2 separate regions of the Homo sapiens genome follow, and region 2 is linked to region 1. A link is a loop called in an ENCODE intact Hi-C map of the cell type or tissue named here. Cell type or tissue: ascending aorta. All regions are shown on one strand. Links, peaks and the distances in the headings refer to the core of each region. The heading gives the core; the rest is flanking DNA.

Region 1 (8,996 bases), core at 740-8,739:
CTGTTATCCTTTTTAGCACAACTGTGTCATGATTTTTATTTCATCACAGGAAGAGCCTGTGTTTAATTTGCCTCATTAAAAAAAATTGTGATAAAATATACATAATATAAAATGTACCATTTTAATCATTTCAGTTGTATGGTTCTGTGATATTAAGTACATGTATGTTGCTGTGTGCATCTACATTGCCGCCATCCATCTCCAGAACTTTCTCATCTTCCCAAAATTAAAACTCTACTCATTAAACAATAACTCCCTATTCCCTCCTCCCCCAAGCACCTGGGAACCGTCATTCTGCTTTCTGTCTCTATGAATTTGACCTCTCTAGGTAGGTCATATGAGTAAAATCATACAGTATTCGTCCTTTTGTGAGTGGCTTATTTCACTTAGCATGAATGTCTTCAAGGTTCATCCAGGTTGTAGCATGAGTCAAAATTTCCTTCTTCCAAATACTGAATAATAGACCTTTATTTGCATGGATATACCACATTTTGTTTATCCATTGTCAATGGACATTTGGGTTGTTTCCACCTTTTAGCTTTTGCAAATCATGTTGCTATGAACATGGGTGTACAAACAGCTCTTCAAGTGCCTGCTTCCAATTCTTTGGCATATCTGTACCTGGATATGATGTGGAATTGCTGGATTATGTGGTAATTCCATGTTTAATTTTTTTGAGGAGCCTGATTGGCTTTTTTTTTTTTTTTTTTTTTTTTTTTTTTGAGACAGGGTCTTACTCTGTTGCTGTCACCCAGGCTGGGGTAAGATCATGGCTCACTGTAGCTTCGAACTCCCAGGCTCAAACAGTCCTCCCACCTCAGCCTCCCAAGTAGCTGGGACCACAGGTGTGTACCACAACGCTCAGCTAATTTTTTATATTTTTTGTAGAGCCAGGGTTTTGCCATGTTGGCCAGGCTGGTCTCAAACTCCTGGGCCCAAGCAATCAGCCCGCCTTGGCCTCTGAAAGTGCTGGGATTACAGGCATGAGCCACCATACCTGGCCCCTGATTGGCTGTTAATTCTGGGAGTTGGAGGCTGGAAATACAGCTCTGTTCTTAATAAATTGGTGGGTAAACAGAGCCTGAACAGTCCCTGGCTCTTACCCATCTGGTGCTACTCTTGGTGCTCCCCTGAGGCCTTGTGATAAAAGAGACCCTGTTATTCACAGTTCATGGCCGGAGGCTGCAAATGGTCTCTAGGGTTTTCTCTCTTCTCCCCCTTGGCTCTCTCTGATTTCCGTGTCACCAGTTTCCATCCATATTTGTCTCCCTCTTTGCCTTTGGGCAGTTATCTGCTTGTATTTCTGTCTACCAAATCTAGCCAACCCCAAAGCACTCCCACTGTACTGCAGAACCAAGTCTGGAACCAATGGGTCAGCTTCATTACACTTGCCAAAAGACAAAATTACAACAAATTTAGTTAAAGATCGAATTAGCTTTTATTTGTGATCCTAGAATTGGGCAATACCTCATTCTTTAAAATGGAATGAGTGTTCCCATGACCTGAGCAGAGGAGGTTGGCTTTATAAGCAGAAAAAAGCTGAAGAAAACAGTCACAGAGAACAAAAAGCAGATTGGTCATTTCAAACTAACTGTCCTTCTAGGGTTAAAACAGAGGGGACTTCCTTATGCTGACTCAGGTTGACTGGAATCTTCTGGATTTTTGAAAACTGGCCCATTTCAAAGTTTGGTTTGATTCCATGGCACTGAGCACAAGTGACCTCGCATAAACTTTGTTTAATACACAACACCTTAAATTCTGTAATGAAATGGGATTGTAATCTAAGGAGGCAGTATGCCAGGTCATGGGGTGGGAAGACCTCCCATATAGTAGAGATTTTAAAATGCTTACAGAATTAAATGAATGAGTATGACAAGATGGCAAGAATGCTGTCAGGCAGAGCTCTAGGGCTGGCCATTTTGTAGGAAACAGCCAATTACATGGGTTGGTTTTCACCACAATCCAGCAGTCTGGGGATCCACCAACTCTAGGGAACCCTGTGCTGCCCTAGAGTTAGAGGAGGCAATGGGGAAGCCTCATGCTTTCTGCTTCTGAATGATCCCAGCTTGAGAGTTGAAGCACGAGTCTTCCTTGGGGTTCACCCTGGTTGGGATGCTTCCCGTGGGTTGTCAGGCAGTGAGTCCAGGAGTCAGCCGTGTTTCAGGAGCTCAAGGGCAAGAACGACCAGGCTTTGGTTTTGTTGATTCGAGGTTTCTGCCTGTCTGCACAACCTCGAATTTCTCTTACCTGATTTCAGGGAATATTGTGAAACTCTAAAACCAAAACTATTATTTTTTACATTTAAGGAAACTTAAAATGATACAATATTCTTTTCCTAGGTGATTTACAAAATCCTTCTGTCAATGAAGTTAAACTAATAGCAGCCAAGTATAGAGCCCCCATAAGGCTTGTTTCCACATCACCTTCCCAACTTTCCCAGGATCAGTTAACTGAGTGGATAGGTTACTTTAAAGAAAATGTTTTGAAGCAGCATGATGCCTATTATTGATGTCATCAGAAATTACCCTTTTGGTGATAGTACAAGTGCTTCATTACGCAGGTTAACAGGAAAAGTGAAGCAGGTGTGGTAGTTAATCCACAAAATCCATATTGGCTCAGAATAGCAGGTTATTTTGTGACAGCAGAAGCTACCACCTTTCTGAATAGTCTTACGGTGTTCACTTTTACCCACACACTGGTGAATATCTTCTCAGCCCTGGGGACTTTGTGTTTCCCTTCCTCCAGGCTATGTTCCCTGAAGGAGGTAGTCTAGACGTCCGCCCCCAGTGTGCAATATCCTTGTTTCCTTTCCTCAATTAGAATGGAGGCTTCTCAGAGATCCCAGATCCCAGAAACAGTCCGGGAAGGCCAATGTACTGGGTGGTAATTGGTGAGATTTATCTGGCGGCTGGGAGCTGTCATCAGGTTTTCAGAGTACAAATTTGTATTAATAGAATCCATTAACATCAGTGCTTGCAGCAAATTGTAACCAGACTCCACCTTATCACAGCACCATGCTACTGCTTCAGAGGGTAATTCCCCTCCGGCAGCCGACTTCTCTTTCCTGCTGTTCTGTGTGTAAAAATGAGAGGATGTTTATTTCCTCGGGGCTGTAACAAAGTCATCAAATGAGACCAAAAAGGTCTTTGTGGGCCTCCCCTATCTCTGAGAGCTGCTCTGGTGCCATCTGCTTAGGGTGAGGCTGAGCACACAGGCAAATTGGTTGACTTGCCTGACAGAAGATGTAGGGGAAGAGTTGTTTCTTATTTAAAATCCCCTGAGGTGGAGGCTGTGCGATGACCCCTGGGTAACACCTATCCCTTCCTGCATCCATCCATTCACGCAGGTTGTGTTGGCTGCACATGTGCTCATGCTGAAGCAGCCCAGAGTGCAGAGCTGTGAGACCTGCTGCATGCCTGCCCAGAGCCCCCATGTGATTGAGGGATCCAGACGGCACTATGTGAAAACCTAGGAAGCAATACAGGGCAGGCCTGGGGGCAACCAACCCCATCCTTTTATAAGTAAATAAAGTGGGCACGGGAAACTTAGCTTTTTCTCTTGAACTTGGTATGAAGAAAAATCAGAAGGGGAGAAGGGAAACATTTTCAGTAGCTTAAGTAAAGGTCCTTGAGAAAAAGGATGCCTGGTGTCTTTGGAAAGCAGGGAGGCACTTTTTTTTTTTTCTTTTTTTTTGAGATGGAGTCTCACTCTGTCGCCCAGGCTAAAATATAATAGCATGATCTCTGCTCACTGCAACCTCTGCCTCCCAGGTCCCAGCTATTCTCCTGCCTCAGCCTCCCGAGTGGCTGGAATTACAGGCGCCCACCACCACACCTGGCTAATTTTTGTATTTTTAGTAGAGACAGGGTTTTGCCATGTTGGCCAGGCTGGTTTCTAACTTCTGACCTCGGGTGATCCACCCGCCTCAGCTGCCCAAAGTGTTGGGATTACAGGCGTGAGCCACCGCACCTGGCCAGGGAGGCACTTTTCTAAGAAGTGGGTGGTAGAGGGAGTGATAGTGGCATGCATCCCCTGATGCTCACCCAATGGTCTCACCCTGGTAGTGGGCCAGGCCTTCTCCCAAGGATAGTGGGATGAGCCAAGAAGGTATTACTTCAATTCAGGGCCAGAAATTTGGGTCTCCATTGAAGCAGCTAGACATAAGGTGCCTAAAGTCATACTTGAGAGTAGAATGTAAAGGTCTCTTCCCTGATTGGGTCCTAGGTCACTTGGCATCTTGGCATGGAATCCCTAGAAAGCAGAACCTCGGGCAAGGCTTATGTGTTACAACTTTATTAGGGAGTGCAATCCCAGAGAACAGAAGTGAAGGAACAGGCAAGAAGGGCGAGGAGAGGATGAGCCAATATGAGGATGCCCCCACTTCCTGGTCTCAAACCCAACCAGTGGCTCAGGCTATTGGAAGTGTAGAGATGGACTGTTGCTAGGGACAGTGCATCAGGAGAAGGGCCACCCTTTCCCACTGGTCAAAGTTTCAAACCATGGGTCATTAATTCCCCTGAATTTCTGGGTTGCACATGCCTGGGATCTCTGAATAGGTCCTACTTTATCTCACCCCTCATTGTCAATAAGAGGCCCTAGGGCTAGAAGCAAGAGGTGCAGGAAGCTAGGCATACGTCGTGGCACTGTGGGGTGGTGCCTGTATGAAGTGGGTAGCTCTTGCAGAGATAGTCACTACAGCGGTATTTGGAGCCCTGTAAACATGTGCCTGAGAGCATCTGAAATGGCACTGGACCACACACCTCTATAGCACTGTGGATGGGCATCAGGATAGATTTTCTTTCAGTACTGCCAGGAGTGTGGGGCACAGAGTGGGGCTGGAGTAGGTTGGTCCAGGAAACATTATTGTTTTCCTATGGGGGACTCCTTGCAGGCTTGATGAAATGCCTGGCAAGTCCAGAGGAAGGACACAGAGATGAAGAGGCACGTTGCCCAGGCAGGCAACAAGCATGGCTGCCACTTACCTGCTGCAGCCAAAACTTACGGCCAAACTAACCCAGTCTACGAGGAAACCTAGTACCATAATCTTCTCCAGCCCTAGCCTCCATGGAGCCCTGTACCTAGCCTAGGGAAGAAGATACCATGGGCTCCTCTGTTATTACTGAGCATCAGGAATGTGCCTTGTATGCTGTAGGCATGCATTTTTTTAAGTAAATGAGTAAGCCCCATAGCAAGCAATTTTAATCACAGGAAGGTGGCTCAGAGTTGGTAAAAAGGAAATATATTAAGGGAAAGTGAGTTCTCTGATGCTGACTACACATTTGAGGACTGTTTTTGCTAGGTTAGCTTAACCCTTCTTTATCCACCTTGAATAGTTAACCCCTTCCTTTCCTGAACTCTTAACGACTTTCAGTTCCTTAGCAAATGTAGCAACACTGTCTGCTCTAGTATCCACTGTCTTGTTGCATAACAAGCCACCCCAAAACTTAGTGGCTTAAAACAACCATTTTATGTATTCACAATCTATGAGTCAACAAGTTAAGCTGGGCTCTGTTGGGAGATTCTTCTGATGGCCATGTCAGGTGTCACTCATGTAGCGACAGTCATCTGGTGGCCCCAGTACAGCTGGATGATCTCAGATGGCCTCACATGGCTGACATGCACTGCTGTCAGCTGGTTGGTCTAGGGCTGTGCTGTCCAAAATGGTAGCCACTAGCCCATGTGACTATTGAGCACTTGAAATGTGGCTGACCTGAATTGAGATGAGCTGTAAGTATAAACTTTCCATGTTTAATGTAAACTATCTCGTTAATAGTTCTCGATAGTTCTTATGTATTGATTAGAAGCTGATAATATTTTGAATCTTGGGTTAAATAAAATACATTATTAAAATTGAATTGATTTCACCTGTTTCTTTTTACTTCTTTAATATGACTATTACAGAATTCGGAAAAATCCCATTTGTGGCTTACACTATCATATCTCTATTGGACAGTTACTGGGTTGTGCTAAAGCACGCCCACCTGGCATTTGACCCAGATATTCTAAGGTTCTAAGGAAGTCTGTATCATCCATGGCTACAGCAAAGCAAAACTGTACCATGTGTCTTGCAGAAACTCAAGATGAATGTTGTTAGGAAGCAAAAAAACAATGACTAGGTTTCATAGTAATCCCATGAGACTTGAACTAAAGAATCTGTAGGAAGCAAGAATGTAAGGGATAGAGTAAATAGATACTCTGGAGCCAAAATATAGGAGTTGGGTGTGGGAGACTTGGAGAGGGAGAAGAAGCTGCTTTTCAAGTCTAGCTGGTGAACATGCTAGATGGTGTTATTCACTGATAATGTGACTGTAAGGAGGAAGAGAAGATTTGGTAGGATGATCATGGGTCTGGTCTTAAATATGTTGTTTTTAAGGTCCCAGTGGAGATCCAAGTGGAGATAGTTACTGAACAGCTGAAAATATAGATTTAATGGTGGGAGAGATGCTTGGACATGAGAAATCAATATGGGAGTCATTATTGAGCAGGAGGTGATTGCAACCATTGGTGAAGATAAGATTTCCCAGGGAGATTGTGGAGACTAAGAGCATCTCTGAGAGTGGCACCTGGGAAATGCCCATGTTTGAAGTACAGAGAAAGGAAACAAACGTCTGCAGAATACCAAGAAGTGATCTAGCAGCAGGGCCTAGTACCAGATCTAAAATTGCTAAAGAAAGAGAGGAAGCAAGATTCCATGGTGAGCCGTGTGTTCTTCATCTTTTTGTTCCCCAAAGGGCATTATACAAAGAAGACGCACAATTAATGTTTGTCGAATTAGATGAAGTTGCATTGTATTGCGCTGCACTGTATTGCGCTAACTCAAGCTCTGCTGCCTCCTGGGCTGCTCTGGCAGTTTTAGGCTTTCCCCCACTCTGTCAAGCTTCTCCCCCTTTGCCTCTCTTATTCAGTAAGTCCATTATACAGTAAAGCTTTGTTGCCCAACTAAATATTTTAGGAACTTAGTAAAAGCTGGTGTGAATTATGTCACCAATTCCCATTTGCCTGCCTTTAGATGGCTAACAACGCCCAGATAGCAGAGGCTGAAGGAAAAGGACATTAATGACCTCTCATAACAAGTAGTCTGGATGTAGGTGCTTTCAGATTTGGGGCAGGACTTCAGTTATAAAGGACCCAGGCTTTTTTTGCCTGGCCACTTTGGAATCTTCAGCTTATCAACTCTTTGTACCTGGATGTATCACCTCATAGTTATAAGCATCATGTCCTAAAATAGTCAACTTCTTGGTAGGAATAAGATATCAGGCCTCTGCTGTATCTTTGGCAGAGATTAAAAAAATATTTGTCAAAAGTTTCCCCAGCTGACTTCCTCATGCCTCATTGGCCAACTTGGCCATATGCCCATCCTTAAACCAACTACTGGCAAAGGGGAATGTTATTATCATGCTTGGCTTAGCCAAATCATGTCTTATCCCTTGGAGCTGGGGAAGAAGATGGGAATGGCTGTTGGGTAGGAGGAAATGCATTTTGTCTTCCATACTCATTTTTAGGGGATGGGGTTCCTTGTAATTTAGTTTCAAAAACATTCAATTCAACATTTATTGAGTGCTTACTGTGTATCAAGAACAGTTGTTTTACCATTGAGGCAAATATTAATTACAAAGAGCCTAGATATTAGCATGCTGAGTAGATCCTTCTGCCTACCACCTCTTGTTGGCCCTCTGTTATTCCTTGGAATTCTTTCTAGTTGGGATGCTAAACCAGTCCTCTGCCCTCCTGGCCTCCCCTTCAGCTCCTCCCTTTAAAACATTTTACCACCTATTCCCCTTTTGATTTTTAATCAGTCTCCCTCAGTCTCACCTTCCATCAGTCAACCTCAGTGTCACCTTCAAGCTTGTTTTCTTACTGTTTTTCTTCCTGCATCATCCACTGTCTTCTGAGTCATGCCTTTCATTATGCCATTCTCAGGAGTCATCTGCTCACCTCTGCTGACTATTCCCGATTTGGACACCATCCCTGGCTCCAGAAGTTCTAGTGATTCCCTATTGCCTGTTACATGAGGTCTTTAGCCTGGCAGAAGGTTATCTACCTAATTACTAACAGTGTTGCCTCCAAAAGAGACTTGAATGAGAGAAGGGAGCATTGAGGGGTTTATTCACTTAATCTTTATTCTTTGAATCTTTTTACTGCTGGAATGTCTTCTGTGTTGCTTGCATAGTTTAAAAAAACTGAAAACCTCTAGTCTAACATTCCAAATGTTCTGTTTTTTCCAGTTCCTCTCCTACTACTCTTTTACACAAACTTTCCTCTCCATCCAAACTGGTATCCTTCCTGCCCATAAGAACAGCCTTGAGTTATTATTGCTCACACCACAACCCAATATCATATGACCCCTGCCTGTCCCTCCTGACTTACCTAATTTCTGCCACTACTCAAGCTTTCAAGACCCAGACTGTCTACACTTTACCCAACAGCCCCGTCCCATTTCCTGCCAGCCCCTTCCCACTACCACCAGCTTCTTTTAATTTCTTCCTTCTCTGAACTCCTGCTTCAGTTTTGCTGTAGTACATCAGGGATTGGCTCTGAACATGTCTGCCCCTTTGTGTCATTCAACCCTGCTTTTTTACTACTGCCTAATAGAGGATGTGCATCCATTCTCACAGCTTTTACTCATTCACCCCCTGATTTTTGCTGATGACCATGTATGTGGCTGGATTGACCACAACAGTGGGCAGTCAGGATTTCAGCTTACAAAGATGGGCTTTAAGATGTGATCTCCAGAAATGCATTGCCTATAAACTGGAACATCTGAACTATTCATTTCACTTTTAGATGTTTACTTCCTGGTAATATCACTGATATTGTAACCTTGAGGCATTATTTGAATACCACATTGTTACTTTTCAGTGCTGTATTTCCAAACCAGTACTCACAAATATCCTCATTTTTTAAATACTTAAGACCCTACATTTGAATTTGAGCATCTATGTTCCCAACCCCCTTTATGTAAGTGACTCCTCTAACATCATAATCACCTTCTTAGA
Region 2 (8,996 bases), core at 479-8,478, 63 kb before region 1:
CTTTCCCCCTTGGCCTAGGGAGAGACTAGAAGATGCTGAGGGAGAGATGAGATAAGAGATCAAAGAGTCTAGTAGCTTCTTGGGGGACCTATGGGAAATTCCTAGTGGTTTTTCCCATTGGCTTTCACTGCACCTGTCTTCCTGCCCTCCTGCATTATGGGGGGGGCCTATATTCCTGGAACTTTCTAAAATTTGCCCCTCTACATTCCTTCTGAACATGCTACTCTGCTTGCTTTTCTGCATCCTCATCCACCTGCTTTGCTAGAGCTCAGCATGACTATCACTCTGCTCTTGTTCTTCCTCATGATAGTGACACAGGATTGTTCCCTTGACCCCCTTTGTGGGCAGGAACTGGAGTGGCTCATTTCACTCAGCCTGCTGATGGCCACTCCTGGCAGAAGGGAGTGTGTGAGTGAGTGCGGGAACCAGAGTGAACGAATGCTAGAACTAGCCGGTCACTCCTCTCTGGTGGGAGCAAGCTCTGTGTGGGCCCTGCAGCAGCATCCAAGTGTGTTGCAATGGATGCTCTTTCAGCTCTGCTGTCCAGAGATGGCCAAGTGTCAGTCAGCTCAGTGGAAGGTCAGGGTGGCAGCCCCTGCCCTCTCAGCACCCGGGTTCTTGTCCAGTGTCCAGGAAGAATCAGGTCACATGAACTGTTTGAAAGGTGATGAGTGTGGAAGACTTTATTGAGTGGTGGTTGGCTCTCAGTGGAAAGGGAGCCTGGAAAGGGGATGGGAAGGTAATCTTTCTCTGAAGCCTGGCTGTCTCCATCTGGGCCCCTCTCTGAAGCCACACTGCCTGAAATTAGCCATGTCTATCCACAGTCTCTGATGTTCAGTTGCTTCTCTGCTCACTGCTCAGCCACTTGTCTCCTTGCCACTCAGCCACTTGTGTTTCTCTGCCAGCTAAAGTCTTTTATGGGCAAGGGATAGGGGCAGGGCAGGCCAAAAAGGCAACATTTGGGAGGAAAAGTGGGGTCAGCTATATCCACTTAGGGCCACAGTTCCAGGCTTAAGGGTGGGGTTTAGCCGGGAGCCCAGCCCTTTTGTATCAGTGGCAGAGTTTCTGTCCTTTGGCACTTGTTATACAATAGGTCGGCGTAAGGGAGTGTTGTGCAGTGGGAGAGGGTACACCCTGGAGACTCTAAGATCTTTGTCCAACTCCCAATTCCACCACTTACCATCTACAGAGTTAGGAAGCAGTCCCTGAGACCATTCTTACTTCTGACCAATTGCAAGCTCAAGCATTCCCAAGACCCCTCTTAGGTCAGTAATTTATTAGAAGGACTCATAGAACTGAGAGCTCATAGGCTCATAATGGTGGTTTATTACAATAAAAGGATACAGATTAGAATTAGCCAAAAGAAGAGACAGGTCAAGCAGAGTCCAGGAGAGTTGCATGTGCAGAGATCGCAGTTATTCTCTCTTGATGAAGCTGAGGACAGTGCTAAAGTCTCCCAGGAACAATGTGTGACACTGCATGCAAAATATTGCTAATCAGGGAAGTTCTTCCAATCCTTAGTGTCCAGGGATTTTATTGGGGCTCAGTCATGTAGTCATGGCTGACCATCCAAGTGGTTGACCTTAGTTTCTAGCCCCTCTGGAGGTTGAGCCGATGCATGCCCAAAGACCCCACCATCCATCATTGTTAGTATAGACTACCTGGTTTTGCCCAAGACCCCCAGGTAGATAAAGATACTCTTATCAGGTGAGATAACCAAGGACTCAGAGATGACCTCCCAGGAGCCAAGGACAAAAGTCAGATCTCTCTAGGGGCAAAGCTAACACTGTACCACACCCCATCTGTGTGATGCTGTACTCTTATTAACCTCACTGGGCATCTATTTCCTCATCAGTAAATTGGGGACAATGATCCCCACCTCACTGGGGTTTCTGAGGAATGAGTAACATAATATATGCAAAAGGCCTAGTATGTGAAAGGCTTCAACAAAAATTAGGTCCTTCCTAGTAAGCTTAAGGGCCTTTGCTCTTATCTTCTAAACTAGCCCAGGGCATTATTCCCTCTTTCCTCTTCTTCCCACCCTGTCTCCCAATTTGCTTTCCCTTTTCCCCCAGAAAAGGATAATACCTTTATTCCCTGTATGTCATTATTAACTTGCTTTTTAAAAAACAAATGTGTGTGTGTTATCATTGTTATAATTTTTAAAACTGTGCTATTGCATGGATTATTACAATGGATGTAATCATTGTCCTCTTGAGCCGCACTGAGTATCCTTGTGCATACACATCTTTGTGGATTGGGCCAGTGATTCTGCAGGCTGGATTCTTTGAGGTGGCATTGATGGGTCAAGGGTGTCATTAAAGTCTTGATGGTACTGCTGTATTGCTCTCCCAAAAAGGCCATACCAAGTTAAACCTCCACCAATGATGCACGAATCTGCCAGTTTCCCCACACTTCCTAGGGACCAGTGTGGAAGAGGATGGCTTCAAGTGCCCGAGACTCATACCTGGGGCTTTCTCTTGGTCTGAGCCCAGGATGAGGCAGGGCTTATGGAATTTCATTGGGAGGAATGAAACACTAGGGAATGTGAAAATCCTGTGACTTGCCATTCACCATGACAGAGGACACAGTGAGTGAGGTTTCAGGTCTGGGTTGAAAGTCCATGCTTGCTGAGGGTTCCAGCCAGAACTAGAGGTGCAAACCCAGGGAAGAAAAAGAAGCAGGAAGGCCAGATAAATGTCAGGAAAGAAAAAGAGCAACCACTTTCTGCCCTCGGTCCTGAGTGAGTCTGTTCCTGACACAGCAGCAGAACAGCCTGCAAGGTGCGTAGGCTCTTCTTAGTCCCCAGAGTCCATCACCAGCAGGGGGTGCCTCTCCCTCCATCAGGACTTGCCTGCAGCTCTGGGACACCACCGAGGCCAAGGAAACACCTTCACCCTCAGGGCCTCTGGGGGTCACCATGCTCCCTTTAGGCCCACACTTAATTTCTTTATACTAAGGCCATGAAACTTGAGTCCCAGTTCAGTTTCAACCACCAAACCACTGTGTGGGGTCCATCTCTCTAGACCTTCGTGTATTTGCTGTTTAAAAGTAATGAAGAAAGGGGAGGGAAGGCTGAACAATAATTAACATTTGTAAAGAACAGTTTGGTTCAGTACCTTATCTCATTGATGCTCACTCTATGCCCATTTTACAGATGGGAAAAAGAAGACTTAGAGAGGTTAAGTGAACTGCCCAAGTTTACCCTGCTGGTAAGCCAGGACTTTCTTGGCAAATCCTGTGATCCTTCAACTTGACCATATTAGAAGATTCTAGTATTGGTGAAATCTAAAACTTGTAGGGCCCATCTTAAAATAGCAAAGTAGTTTTAACTAGGCACTGTCAGATGCATCTGGGCTTTGAATTATTACTTGGGCAGGTTCCTTGAACTTTGGTGTTCTCATCCAGAATAAAAGACAGTGGTGCCAGGGTAGGAGCTATGAGCACAGAGAAAGTAGCCCTTGAATGGGGCCACAGAGGGATGCTGCAGGGGACTGTAGTTTTGGATGAGGAGCTGAACTAGAAGCTTCCAAGTGCTCTTCCAAGACAAAGATTCTATGATTCCCTAACTGGGATCTTTCCACTGTTTCAGGTGATAATTCTGAGCTCAGATCCTGTGCACAGAACCTAATGCAGTCTTCGTGTCAGAGCTAGAAGAGACCTTGGGCGACCACCCAATCAACTTTTCATGGTTCAGTTGTGGAAACTGATGTCCACAGATAAATGTCTTGCTATCATGTCAGATAGTTCTCCAGCCACGACTGAGGCCTGAGTCCCCCTAGGGCAGAGGAAATCTCCCATTTCTAAAAGAAAGCCCCGCACTGTTCATAGCAGTCACAACCTCTCTCACATCCCTGAATCAGGATCCAACGACTTGCCAATCAACAAATGTTGCTGGAGAGTTTACCACAAACAAGTCTCTGTGCTAGGCCCTGAGAACACAAGCTGTCCGGCAACTTCCTGCTCCCTAAAGTCACAGTCTATGGTGGAGGTGCAAACAAGCGATCCTGTTGGGGCTTCAGGGTACTTCCTCCTGTGTGCTTTGCACGTAGTAGGTGCTCAGCGAACGGAAACGGGGAGACTAGTTATCACTCTCCAGGCAAGCCCGCAAAGAGGCCTCAGGTGAAAAGAGAAAGGAGGATTTTTTTTTCCGGCCCTGGCTCTGCGCACCGCTCCCCAGCGCGCCAGGCGGGGCTGCGTCCGGAGCATCCTTCCCTCCGCCTCTGTCCTGGTCCCCGCTCAGCGGCCGCTAGGAGCGCGAAGGGAGGGGCGCGGGGGCGCGCACGCAGGGTGTCGGGGGCGCGCCGGCCGCCCGGGGACGCGCACGGGCTGGTCTCTGCCCTAATGCGGCGGCTGGCGGCGAGAGGCGCTGCAGGGGACGCGGGGGAAGTGGCGGCGCCGGCAGCGGACAGCTCGGACAGCGCCCAGGGCCGGAGCCCGAGCCCTTGGAGGTAGGCGAGCGCGAACACCGGAGAGATGGGGGTAGAGAGTCATGGAAACCCACCTAGCGACACCCCCTTGTTCCCGCCCTCGTCTGTCTCCATCCCCTGACCTGCCCCCTCCCCCTCCGTCCACATTCCCATCCCTTCCCCTCTCCACACTGTCACCTGCCCCGAATCCATCCGATTCTGTTCGTATGCCCACCCCGTCCCCGTCCAGCTCCCAGCCCCCTGCCCACCCCAACACCCTTTCTATCTCGTTGGCCGCGTCCCCTCCCCCTTCCCGCATCCTCAACCCTTTCCCTTTCCTCTCTGTCCCCGCCTCATCCGTGAGCCCTGCCTGCCCTTGTACTTCTGTTTACCTCGACACCCCACTTTGGATGACCCCATGCCTCCTGTATTTCCTACCGCACACATCAGCCCCTTCTTGCCTCCCCTATTCTCTTCCCCATCTCATGCCCCTACCAGTTGGTGTCCTGTCTCTCCATTTGCTCCCTCAGTTTCTGTCCTCCCCTGGTTCCCCCTTGCACGCCCTGTCCCAGCCCCTTCCCAGCTGCCTCTTGGTGTCCTCCTGCATCACAGTCCCTCTCAAGAACCCCGCCTTCTCCCCCCTTTGGCTGTTAGCTGGCCTGACACCCGTCACCTTCCCTAGCTGCCCTTCCTGGTGCTGTGTGGAGCCATACAGCCTGTACCCAGCCCTCCCTCAGTGGCCTCTGGACCCCCCTTCCCTGGGTGGGGATCTTGGTTGTGGAATATAACCCCTTTCTGCATGTTCGATCCTATTTGTGGCTTGGGGAAGAATGCTGGGGGTTAGTAGGCCTCTCTCTTATGTTCCTCTCCAGCCATGCAGCCACTCTACTCCTCTAGCTGTTCAGGTTTGTTTCCTAGATGGATTGGGGGAGGGGGTGCTAGGCATTGGGAAACTAGGATGGGGAAGGGGCAGGGTCCAGGGGAATGACTGAGCAGACTCCTCCTGGGGCTTGGCCTGAGCCCTGATGTAAAGGCCTGGATGAGGAGCCCTGCTGGAGGGCTGGATAATTTTGGATTTTAGAAAAGATTCTGCTTCAGCCTCCAAGTCAGCACTTTGGCATCTGGAGCTGTCATGAGTGTGGCCCATGGGCTGGGCCAAGAGTGGGCAGAGTGCTGAATCACCTAGAATCTGGTCCCCATGGCAGCCCCCATCCTGTCCTGAGCCAGGTTCTGCTCCTGACTCCTTCCTTGGCATTTTGGCATGGGGTGTGTGTGTGTGTGTGTGTGTGTGTGTGTGTGTGTGTGTTGAGCAGAGATGCCTCATCCCTCAGTGTGGGGGAGAGGACAACAATACCCCTTTTCTGCCTGCCTGTGTCCCTGGCATGAGGGCCTAGTGCGTCTCATCTACCCTTGGAAATGTGCTGGGCCCTGCTGGGCCTCAGTCAAATCTCCAGCAAGGCAAGGGCAAGCCACAGGGCTTTGAGACCTGGTTGGACAGGAGTTTAATTGTTTGTGTGGAGCCAAAGCCAGCCTCAGAGCCCACAGAACTTAAAGCAATAGGAGAATAGCCCAGGGAAAATGTGTGTGAAGAGTGGAAGCCTCTGGGGATAGGGGCCATACCAGCTGTGAGGTGGGGGCAGTGGAGGAAGGCAGGCAGAGATCTATCCTCCTTCTGGTTTGGGGATGATTGGATGTGGTGGAATTGCATTGCAGGAAGAATTGAAGGAGATGGGGGCCTGCTACGCAGCTAATACATTTCACCTTTTGTCTTGACTGAGCTGGCACTTCGGAGGGAGTAATTTCTCCCCTTGTCTTTGGATTCAACTGAAGGGGTGTGTTGTGTGTGTTGTGATGTGTGTGTGTGTTGTGATGTGTGTGTGTGTTGTGATGTGTGTGTGTGTTGTGTGATGTGTGTATAGAGAGAGAGAGAGAGAGAGAATTATGCCAGTAAGGAAAGAGACTCACTCCCACTTAGCCCCAGAAATTGTGGTTGCCACTGTGGAACAGGGAATGGCAGCCCGATTCCTGTCTTAGGGGCTTAGACGAAACCCAGAGGCTTAAATTGAGGCGTTAAGAGCGAATTGCAGACAGACTCTGTCCCTTCTCTGCAAGGCTTTCACTTTAGGAATCCAAGTGACTGGACTCCTTCAGCTCCTGTGCAGTAAACTCTGAATGGGCCTCAGGCAGTGCCTGGCAAGGGGATGTGCTGCTGGGGGCACTGGCTGCACCTTGCTTTGTCACCCTTCTCCGTCGCCTCTCCAGCGTGAGAGGGGGTGGGGCTGGAAGCTTTCCCTGGCATCAGTGCCTAAGGGCTGCCAGCTTTTCCTGGTACAGGGAGAAAGCATTACCTGCAGCCGTTGTTGAGAGCTGATTGGATTAAGGTCCTGATGTTGAAATGCTTGACTGGAGCTCAGGTGAAGTGGGGGATTCTAATAACAGTGTACATATTTCCCAGTTTTGTGCAATGAATTTCACCCCTCACCCCCTTGTTTGGCATCAGAAAGAGTACGGAGAAATAAACCAAGGCACACGGAGGGAGAAGCCAGCTCCCCAGAGAGCTGGAGCAAGACCTTCCAATTGTACCTAGCCAGCTCCCTGTGGGCTGAACTGGCTGCGCTCACAAGGGCTGGTTCTTTTAAGGCACACATTGAAGAGGTGGCTGAGAGCTGGGGGTGGGGTTCTGGCTTTGCATTTCTGGGGTGGGTGGGCCAGAGGAGGGTCTGATTTCTGTGGTGAGTGAGAGACAGGATGCCAAGGCTCTGATCAGTATATTGCAACTTGTTTCCTACCTCTGGCTCCACTCTTCTCCCTCAGGCTTTTTTGGAGGCCAGAGGCACCCTGAGATCTTCAAGACCATGGAGGAGCTGGAGTGTGAGAATCATCCCTTTGTCTTTAGAAAAAGAAATTCTTAGGAAATCAGAGAGGGGGAAGCAGAAAAATTCAGTTCTCAGTCTGTTTGCCTGGGGTGATGTTTGGGGTGGGGAGGGGAGAAGTGAGAGGAACGTAAGGCCGGTTTCATACTTACTCATTTAACAAAGATCCATTAAGCCCTACGGTGTGCTGCTCTGCTAGGTGCTGAGACCATAGAGATGAAAAGTAAGCTAGGGTCCAATCTCTCCGAGCTCCTGGGCAATGGAAGAGGAAGACAGGTGATCAGACAAATAACAGATAAGCTTGAGCAAGAGCATCCGGATAGGGATGTTACACAGCGGGATCTTTAATTCCAGTGGTATCAGCACCCTGCTCTCCACAGCTATGAAGAGGGCTTGGCTGATGCTATCCGGAATGGTAGCTCAGGGCTGACCCTGAAGTTGACTCTCAGGAAAAGGGTAGGGGACAAGATGAGGTTCAAGGTGTTGTCAGATCCCCAGCTTGAAGGGCTAGAGGGGTAATGTTCTGTGTGAACACCTGTGTGAACAAGGTGAACCCGGCTAGATGTGGCTAGAACCTGATAGGGGAATACCCAAAGGGAGCTCTGTGATGAGGTCGAGGCTGCTTAACTCTCCCAATCCCATCTTCTAAGCTCTTGTATTTTAGGGGTAAAGTGTGGCTGGATATGCTTAGAATGTCAGTGAGTCAGAGGAAAGAGGCTCTGGGAGCTACTCGTGTGTAGGCAAGATGCACAGGGATGTGCTGAGAGGCAAGGCGAGGAAAAATATTGTGAGGACTGCAAGGTTCACACACCTGCAAGGTGTGTGAAAGGATTTGGCATTATGGGGAGGTCAGAGTCAGGTGGGAGTCATTGATGGGGAGGGCAAGTTGTTGGTAAGCAGGAGAGGTCCTTAGAAGCTATACACTTGACCACAGATTCCCGCAAATATCCATAGCCGAAGTGGGAAAATAGCCTAAGGAGAGAGACTGTCAGTTTCATCTGTCTGAGTAGCCCCTCTTTTCCCCCACACACCCATTTTTGTTCATTTCATCAATGTATCCTGAGCCTTTGAATCTGTCAGGAGCTGTGCAAGCTATTGGGCATGTAAGTCAAATTGGAGACACAGAAATGAAACCAAATTAAGACTCAGCACAAGAACTGCTATAATTGAGGTTAGATGAATTCCTGGTGTTGTAGGAGCATGGCTGAGGGGTCATAGTGAGCAGTAGGATCTGGAGTGATTGCACCAAACTGTCTGGACAGACCCCTGCCTTGGCTTGAGCAAGTTGATGACAAACCTTTGGGCACTTACAATGCCCAGCTAAGGCCCAGGTCTAGCTGCAAGGGCCCAGGCCTAACTGTAAGGGCAGATGTTGGATGCATATGGCCTGGTCCCTGGACTGCAGAAGAGGGCCTGGGAGTTAATGGCTGTGCGGGGTGCTTGAGTAGGCACTTCCACAGCTTTGCTGACCCAGGACATTGGTTAGATTGTGCCAGCTTGAGAACTCTCAGGCCACCCTTTTTTCATTAGGTCTTGAGGCAAGCCAGAAAAAAATAAAAGTGGCGTAATAACAATAGTCACCATTATCGAGTTCTTTCTATGTGCTAGGCACCCTACTCTATGCTTTATATGCATCATTTCATTTCATCCTCAAAGGGTTAACCCTACAAATGAGATATTGTTAAGTTGCTGGTTTTACAGAAAATGACAGATT

Evidence for each region. Hi-C counts contacts between places; a loop is a spot of excess contacts. Peaks named below come from ENCODE experiments on the same cell type or tissue, not always from the same donor. Only the 100,000 strongest peaks of a DNase experiment are listed, where the experiment ranks them.
Region 2: a loop joins it to region 1, with 2.7 times the contacts of the local background. A loop is called at or near these places in 5 of 110 quality-filtered maps.

What each region holds. Positions count from the first base shown.
Region 1 is chr1:204,886,895-204,895,890 of GRCh38, forward strand. All of the region lies in intron 1 of NFASC (neurofascin), which reads left to right. Among named protein-coding and RNA genes, the nearest start is that of NFASC, 63 kb to the left of the region's middle. In ascending aorta, for the core only: no CTCF peak of the experiment used is centred there; a DNase peak (open chromatin) is centred at 1,161; H3K27ac peaks cover 2,141 bases.
Region 2 is chr1:204,824,332-204,833,327 of GRCh38, forward strand. It overlaps NFASC (neurofascin), which reads left to right and starts at 4,321. Exons shown (of 30, transcript NM_001005388.3): 1 at 4,321-4,451. In ascending aorta, for the core only: CTCF peaks have their summits at 4,209 and 5,449; DNase peaks (open chromatin) are centred at 4,320 and 5,679; H3K4me3 peaks cover 2,419 bases; H3K27ac peaks cover 1,137 bases.